Linked DNA regions of Mus musculus: all the other regions are linked to region 1. The links are chromatin loops, found by intact Hi-C in ENCODE. Cell type or tissue: left cerebral cortex. All regions are shown on one strand.

Region 1 (2,500 bases):
GGTGTGGGGGAGAGAGAGAGCGCGCGCGGAGGAGGCTCGCGACTGGCGCGCAGGCGCAGGCACCCGGTCGAGCCGGCGACCTGAGAGGAGGCGGGCAGGGAGCGGGGGCGGTAGGCCGGCCAGAGGGCGTGCGGGCTGACGCGAGGGGGGGAGGGCGGGGAACCGCGTCGGCGTCGCGGGGCGCGGGCGATTCGAGGCCGACGCAATCGGCGCGTGCGCGCTCCGGCGGTGTGTCCGTGGTAGAGGGGGCGGGGTGGGGTGGGGGGAGTGACGCGTGCGCGTTCACGTGTGTCCCGGAGAGCGGTAAGACGCGCAGGGAGGCTCGAAAGAGGTGGGGGTGGAGAGGCGACGGGAGGGAGGGGGTGGTGGTGAAGAGAGGGCGCCTGCGCAGTGAGGCCGGAGGAGCTGTGTGTATGTGAGAATCTGACGGGTTCAAAATGGCGGCGGCTGCTTCAGCGGATCCTCCTGTGTGAGGGAAACAACACCCCTCCCCGGCAGCGGCGGCGGCGGCGGCGGCGGGCCGCAGAGCACCTTTCCAGTTCCCGGGCCCGTCGCGGTTGTTTCCCTCCCGGGCAGTGGGCTCTTCGCGTGGAAGGGCAACGTCAGGGGGCCCATCCCCCGGAGTCCCTCCTCTGCTACTGGGGAGTAGCTGGGGGTGTACGGGGGATCGTCCCGCAGCGCGGAGCCCCGGCTCAGGGGACGACGCAAAGGCAGCCGAAGGCCCCCGGTCAGGGCGCTTCGCTGCTCCCGCCCTCTCCGCCCCCCGGGGCCGGGGCCCGCGTTCCGGGGGGCCGGGCGGCGCGGGGAGCGTCGGCCGGGCGGGTCTCAGCTGATCGGCCGCGGTTCCTGGGCTTCGGTAGCGGCTGTGGCCGGCTGAGGGTACCGAGAGGAGGGTGTTTCCCGCGGCCCGGTTGACCCGGGTCTCGGGCTGGGGCTGCTGACCGCCAGCTTGGGGGAGTAGCCGAGTGGTCTTGCTTCCCTGACGCCTCGGACGCGGAGTCTGTAAAAGCCAGAAGAGGAGGTTTGATTCAGTAACTGTTTCCTCTTTTCCGGGTCGCTCTGACCCTTCTCTGGATACTGGGTTAATACACAGAAATACCGAAGACGACGTTTGGGATTTTATTTTGTCTGTGTTTGGAATTTTACTTCTCTCTTGGACAAGAACTCAAGAACAAAATCCTCGGTGAGATTTCCCCTCCCCCCTCCCCCGCCCTGGGAAGTTTGGTTCCCGGTCTTATCTAAAGACTTAATGTAAAGTTTTTATTTCTTTGCAAGGGGTGAGCCACAGAACGCCTTTTCCCTAGGGGAGCAGTCGAGGTTTACCGCTTTGCTGTCCGGCCCTGGGGTGCAGACTGTGTCCCTCGCGACCGAGGCCGAGGAGGGCAGTGCCACGAACTGCTCTCGCAAACTATGTCATCGGGTCCTCTGAAAGGATTTTGTTAACGTGGCCGTATTATATTTACAAGAGAGAAAAAAAACATTTGTATATCCAATTAGAAGCCATTATTCTGGAGAAAGATATTTAGAAAAACGAAAACCCTTGCTTGGTGTTGTGGATTGATTGACGTGCCAACCGGCCTTTATTTAATGGATGTTTCACCCGTATCCATATATCGAGACGTTTCATTTATTATTTACTCATCTAGATTAGATGGTATTTTTGCCTCCGTTTGCAACTCTCAAATTTGTTCTGTAGTTGTCCACCTTGAGGTGGATGGTAGTTTGGGGAAGGCAGTTCCTTACTAGAAGGATATGGGACATTGGTTTGAAGTCTTTCTGTAAAACCAAATTTTTCTTGCCCTCTTTTTTTTTTTTTTTAATGAAAGTAACCTCCCCGTTTTGCTTATAATTTGTTATTACCTGTTTGAGAACTCACTGGTTTAGGGTCTGGCTTAGTTTTGTGTGTACTTCACCTTCACCTGGCCATTCAGCACTTTAGAAATAAAAGTCCTTCCTGGGTTTGGTGCTGCACACCTTTGCCAGCACTGGGCAAGCAGAGGCAGTCGGGTCTCTTGTAAGTTGGAGGCAAGCCTGGTTGGTCTATGTTGTAGTTCCAAGACCACCAGGGCTATGTAGAGAGATCCTGTCTCAAAACAACAAAACTTAAACACACACACACACCAGCAAACATACAGAAGAAGAGAAGTAAAAGTCCTGAGCCTTTTCACCTGCATTATATCTGTGTAAGGGTCCCTTAGAACTGGAATCAGACAGTGACCTGCCATGTGGTTGTTGAGAATTGAACTCGGATCCTCTTGAAAAGCAGCAGTGCTGTTAAGCACTGAGCCATGTCTCCAGTCCCCTCTATCTATCTATCTCTTTATCTATCTATTGCTAATGTTAGCAGGAAGAATTTTGCTAGTTGCAATCCCATGAGCAGAAACAAATGATGTGGCTGGTCCTAAGGAACTGAAACCAAAGTCTCCTTTTGCTTAGGTCTTATTTTATAGTTGTGATGTGATTAATATTGACAAGACATGGCACCATTTGCCCAAGAGGA
Region 2 (2,500 bases), 62 kb after region 1:
GCTTCTCTTCCTATGCTGACACTCGTGTGTAGGCCTCTGGCCTAAGTGAAGCTCCCCTTTCTGCTGTAGCCCATGAGTAAGTGAGCACGTTTTGAGCTTCAGTCTGGCTCGAGGACCTCTAGACAGAATAGATGATGTGAAGTGTCAATAGGGTGAAGGGCTGTTTGCTTCATGGGGAATATCAATAACGTAGTCACACCTATATTTCCTGCACCTAAAAACTGAGACAGTAGGATTAAGAATGAGGCAGGCAAAGCTGATTTAGAAACAGAAATCTGGCAGAGTGGTGTCTGGAATGTGAGGCATTCTCTTGGGCAGAGGAGACTACTGCTGCTGGGAAGGAAGGCCTATTCCCTGACTCCCTGTATCTTGTATAGAGTCAAGAGGATCAAGTGTTCTGACCAGAGAAGCTTGATTTGTTCACAGTGGAGTTGCTAAAAGATTGCTGCAGATTGTGTAGAGTTAAAATATGCTGATGGTTCCCTGTCACAACCAAAAGTAGGCATGTACTGTATTTGTGGTTGATGGGAACAGCCATATTTTATCTTTGTGTAACCTGTAATACCATTTCTGAAGGTGTTGATATAAATACTTGCTGGTGGGATGGAGCTATGTGAGTGTGGACAGGTGTGAAACAGACAGTTAACTTAGGAAGGGCTGGGGGAAAGCAAGCTGCTGGCAGCTTCCTCCTCAAAGGCAGGACTCTTGTTGGGATCCCAGAGAGGAATGAAATCTGTGAACTGTCAGTGAGAGAGCTCTGGTTATAGCAATAAGTGACAACGAGTGGAATGGGATGAGGCTACTGTCAAGGTATCTAGGTATACATAGCCTGTGGATCGGGTTAAAGCCTTCCCTTCCACAGCCGCCTCCTGAAGTCTGCTGCCAAGAGCCCTCCCGGGGCTCGCCCTGGGTTCTCCTGTTGCAGTGTTGGAGCGAAGGATCTGGGGCTTTAGCTGGCCAAGCTCCCTCCCCCAGCTATGCTTCCTCCAATCACGAGGAGGTGAGCGGCTGCCAAACACCTCCCCTCTGGGTGCTGCAGCAGAACGGCCAGGCCCTCTGCCTGGCTGGCTCGCTCGAGCTGCGCTCCCCCTCCTGCCATCTTCCGTTGCAAAGCATTTCTGGGAGCTGCATGTGGGTGACGCAGCAGCATTGTTCGCAGGCACAGGAAGCCGCGGCTGAGCTGAAGGGCTTTAGAAGGAGCTCAGAGTGCTCCACGCTGTTCTGAGTAGCCTGACGGGCTATAGCAGGACTGCCCTACCTTACATGCTCTGGGAGATTCGGGATTTTCACGAAAATCAGGATTTTCCTAGAAGCAGAAAAGCTAACTCCTTCCGCACAACTTCAACACAGAAAACAAAACAAAGGCGCTGGGGAAACTTCACCCAAGAGCCTCCGCAGCTCCAGAGCAACAAGAAATGCAAGGTCAGGCGGTCGGTTGGCAAGCCTTTTCTGGTTTGGGGTGTGTATAACTGTAGAGACTTTGTCTCTAGCAGAAGGCAGAACTGCCTGCTGGGCAAGTCCAGGACAATGCGTGTGTTAGTTGTGTTTGAGCCGTTGTTAACACTTGTTCTCTAGCTGGTGGGATGTGCTTTGGAACTGGGGTGCTTGGCTTTGGGGAGTACTTACAGCTTGATCAGAGGGCCCTCCGTTCTCCTTCCCTTCTCTGTTCTCTGGGGTGTGGGCCTGTGTTTGAATGTTCTCCCAAAAGCCTGGAACCTAGATAGGCAGAGCCTTTCCGCACTCCACCCACCCCCACCCCCGCTCCCTGATCCTAAATCCCTACTGGTGAGTGGTGGTGGCTTTTTTATGATTTCTCCTAGGACCTCAGCTACAGTCTTGTCTTTTTTTTTTTTTTTCTTTTTTTTAATGAAACCATTGCGGACTTGGCCCCACCGAATTTAGGCTAGGAAGGAAATCTGCATTTCCCTCCACACCCACACACACCCCAGTAATTGAGTGGTGTGTGTGTTAACTGCCCCCACCCAGCGCAGCCCACAGTTTGTCTCTCTGCCCTTCTCTGTGCCCCCTACAAAAGTCTTGCAGGTGGAATTAAACTGTTCCAGTGAACTTAAGTTCCTTTTCTACTCTCTTAACCATAGGTCTTTCTGTGCAGTCTGCTTTGCTGAAAGTGGAAAGTCCCTGTTTGTGGACAGCTCAGTTCTCTCCCGCAGAGGAAATGGGCAGAGTCCTACTCCTCCCGTATGCAAAGTGGGGGAGGGGAGCCATGCACTCCTCGGTGCGCTTTTTGAATGGACCTGAATTTTTCACTCTAGAAAGATTAGGAGCTGAGACCAGAACCTTTTCCCATGTGGCACCACACCCAGCCTCTTCACCCCCACACAGTATGGTGCTAGCTTGAGGCTCTAGAATAGGGTGCCATAGCAACTTGAAGTAAATAAAATGACTGAAAATGAGATCGTTTGGGGGAAGGTGTGAGGCATCTGGAGTTTTGGTAAAAGGGGATCTTAATAGAGGACTTTTTCAGAATGTAAAGAGGTTT
Region 3 (2,500 bases), 82 kb before region 1:
AACGTGAAGAGAAGGTAGCAGTGTCTCCTTGCTGCCGACTGTGTGCCTAGTTCATTCAATTTGCCTCTTGCCTGTGAGCTGTCCAATGGCTTCCTTTTCTTCCTGTGGATGAAGGAAGGCATTGAGTCAGGGTAGGAAATCCATTTACCTGGTGTGTAAATTCAAGTTCCAAGAGTCCAGAGAGTTTCTGGCCAGAGGTGGGTCACCTCTCTAAGGACCACAGGAGGAGACTGACTTCTGTTTCAGGTGTGTAGCCCTGTGGCTACACCAGGCTGCTGTTTTTACCAGAGCATATCATACATGTATGACATCATGGGGTTTCACATGCCCTGAGATCCAAGCTAGGAGCAGCACCCCAGAACCCTCTGTCTTAGGCCATCAATGTGTAAAAGAGACATGAGTCCGTGCTGAGTAGTGACATGTGCCCGTCATCCCAGAAGGCAGAAGCAGGAGCATCATGAGTTCAAGCCCAGCCTCAGCTGGGAGCCTGTCTTAATAAAAGGAAGGTAAGGGTCAGTGACATGGTTCAGTAGGTAAAGGGGCTTGCTGCCAAGCCTGATGACCTGAGTTTGAACTTAAAACTAACAGTAGAAAGAGGGAACCGGCCTCCACATTCATGCTGTAACACCCAAACACAGTAAATTAACATTTAATTTTTGTTTGTTTATTACTTTTAAATGTTAAGTTATATGTATGCCAGGTGTGGCGGTACATGTCTTTAGTCCCAGCACTCAGGAGGCAGAAACACAAGGACCTAGATGAGTTTGAAAACAGCCTGGTCTACATAGTGAGTTCCAGGCCATTTAGGGCTACATATTAAGATTACACACACACACACACACGCGCGCGCGCGCACACACACACACACACGCACACACACACAGATTAGAAAAAAAGGTTTTTCAAGACAGGCTTTCTCTGTGTAGCTCTGGCTGTCCTGGAACTCACTCTGTAGACCAGGATGGCCTCCAACTCAGAAATCCTCCTGCCACTCCCTCCGGAGTGCTGGGATTAAAGGCTTTCCCCACCACCACCCAGCTACATAAAGTAATTTTAAAAATTAAAAACGAGGGCTGGTGAGATGGCTCAGTGGGTAAGAGCACCCGACTGCTCTTCCAAAGGTCCGAAGTTCAAATCCCAGCAACCACATGGTGGCTCACAACCATCTGTAACGAGATCTGACTCCCTCTTCTGGAGTGTCTAAAGACAGCTACAGTATACTTACATATAATAAATAAATAAATCTTTAAAAAAAAAAAAAAAAGCGTGTGCCACCGCTGCCCAGGAAGCACTCTTAAAAAAAAAAAAAAAAAATTAAAAACGAAAATGGGTTCAGTCTTGCCAAAGCTATAAGTAGCCTTGAAGGTTAGTTAAATGGGAAATGGCACCAAATGTCCATGGTCCAATCCCTAGCTCCAAGACAGAACTCACTTCTTTTTCAGGTCCAGAAAATGATGGTGCCCCCTATAGGTGAGGGTGAAGTTGCAACCTCCCTTTGGTTTTCTGGACCAAGCTTGTCTGTCTGCTCTCCACACTACTCTCAGACAACCCAGCCTTTTGGTATTGGCTCTCCATGAGATTGTCAACTTCTCTCCCAGACTCCAGATCCTCCTGGAGGCCTAGTCAGGTGTCTTCCCAGCTCGCTGTTCTGGTCACTGTGTCCAGAACAGGTGCCCCGCCGCCCCCTCCTGAAGGGCAACACCCAGCCTCTCCTAATACCCGACTTATCTTCCTGCCAGACTGCGCGGGCAGGGAGGGGACCTGTCCCTTGTTCCCGGAAGATCGCCCACGCCTGGCACTGTGCCGAGAGCCTGGGTGAGAGCGTCATAAATATCTCCTGAATGATTCATTCATTCCTTGGAAGAGAAAGTATGACCCTTAAGAGGTTAAAAAAGAAAGTCAGGTGTGGTGGCACATGCCTTTAGTCCCAGCAATTGGGAGACAGAGGCTGATATCTCTGTGAGTTCGAGCAAGGCCAGCCTGATCTACTTAGTGATTTCCAGGACAGCTAGGGCTATAAAGTGATTCATTCTCCCATTCTCCCTCTCTCTCTCTCTAAAAAAAAAAAAAAAAAAAAAAAAAAAAAAAAAAAAAAAAAGACTTTGAAGTCATTTGGCCTTCATATCCACCCTGGGCCTTATCTCAAAAAAAATAAATAAATAAATGGAGTGGCCGCCGATGAGGTCATTGCAGAGATTACAAAAGATGATGTCGGTAAGTGACCTGGACTGGTATAGCGTACAATCACAACTCAATCATGGAAGGAAATATCAGCCATTCAGAGAAGGGAATACTGCTGGCTGCGCTGCTCGCTGGTCTGATTTTGTGAGTGTGTGTGTGTGTGTGTGACTCTCTTGAGTCCGTTTTACAGATAAAGAAACTGAGGCCTAGAAGGAGAACAACATAAAGGGAGTGGGGTGCGCCCCTGGTGAGCACAGGGTTCCCTACCCAACACATCCACAAGCCTGCGATCCCAGGGTCCAACTTGGCTGCCCCCCCC

Evidence for each region. A loop is a pair of places that touch in the nucleus more often than their neighbours do. Peaks named below come from ENCODE experiments on the same cell type or tissue, not always from the same donor. Only the 100,000 strongest peaks of a DNase experiment are listed, where the experiment ranks them.
Region 2: a loop joins it to region 1, with 7 times the contacts of the local background. A loop is called at or near these places in 13 of 42 quality-filtered maps.
Region 3: it touches region 1 in a loop (4-fold over the local background); 3 of 42 quality-filtered maps call a loop at or near these places.

The regions. Positions count from the first base shown.
Region 1 is chr19:4,394,994-4,397,493 of GRCm38, reverse strand. Kdm2a (lysine (K)-specific demethylase 2A) reads left to right here and starts at 417. Exons shown (of 21, transcript NM_001001984.2): 1 at 417-1,183. It overlaps 9430078G10Rik, which reads right to left and starts at 1,610. Exons shown (of 3, transcript XM_030251152.1): 1 at 1,601-1,610; 2 at 44-1,164. The coding sequence starts at 1,610. In left cerebral cortex, no CTCF peak of the experiment used is centred here; DNase peaks (open chromatin) are centred at 91, 337 and 1,105; H3K4me3 peaks cover 2,500 bases; H3K27ac peaks cover 1,125 bases.
Region 2 is chr19:4,332,565-4,335,064 of GRCm38, reverse strand. The region is part of intron 12 of Kdm2a (lysine (K)-specific demethylase 2A); the gene reads left to right. Among named protein-coding and RNA genes, the nearest start is that of Grk2, 28 kb to the right of the region's middle. In left cerebral cortex, CTCF peaks have their summits at 1,036 and 1,781; DNase peaks (open chromatin) are centred at 1,043, 1,539 and 2,282; H3K4me3 peaks cover 1,918 bases; H3K27ac peaks cover 2,142 bases.
Region 3 is chr19:4,477,315-4,479,814 of GRCm38, reverse strand. No RefSeq gene overlaps it. Among named protein-coding and RNA genes, the nearest start is that of Syt12, 1.4 kb to the right of the region's middle. In left cerebral cortex, a CTCF peak has its summit at 1,467 (motif pointing left); DNase peaks (open chromatin) are centred at 1,807 and 2,308; H3K4me3 peaks cover 334 bases; H3K27ac peaks cover 368 bases.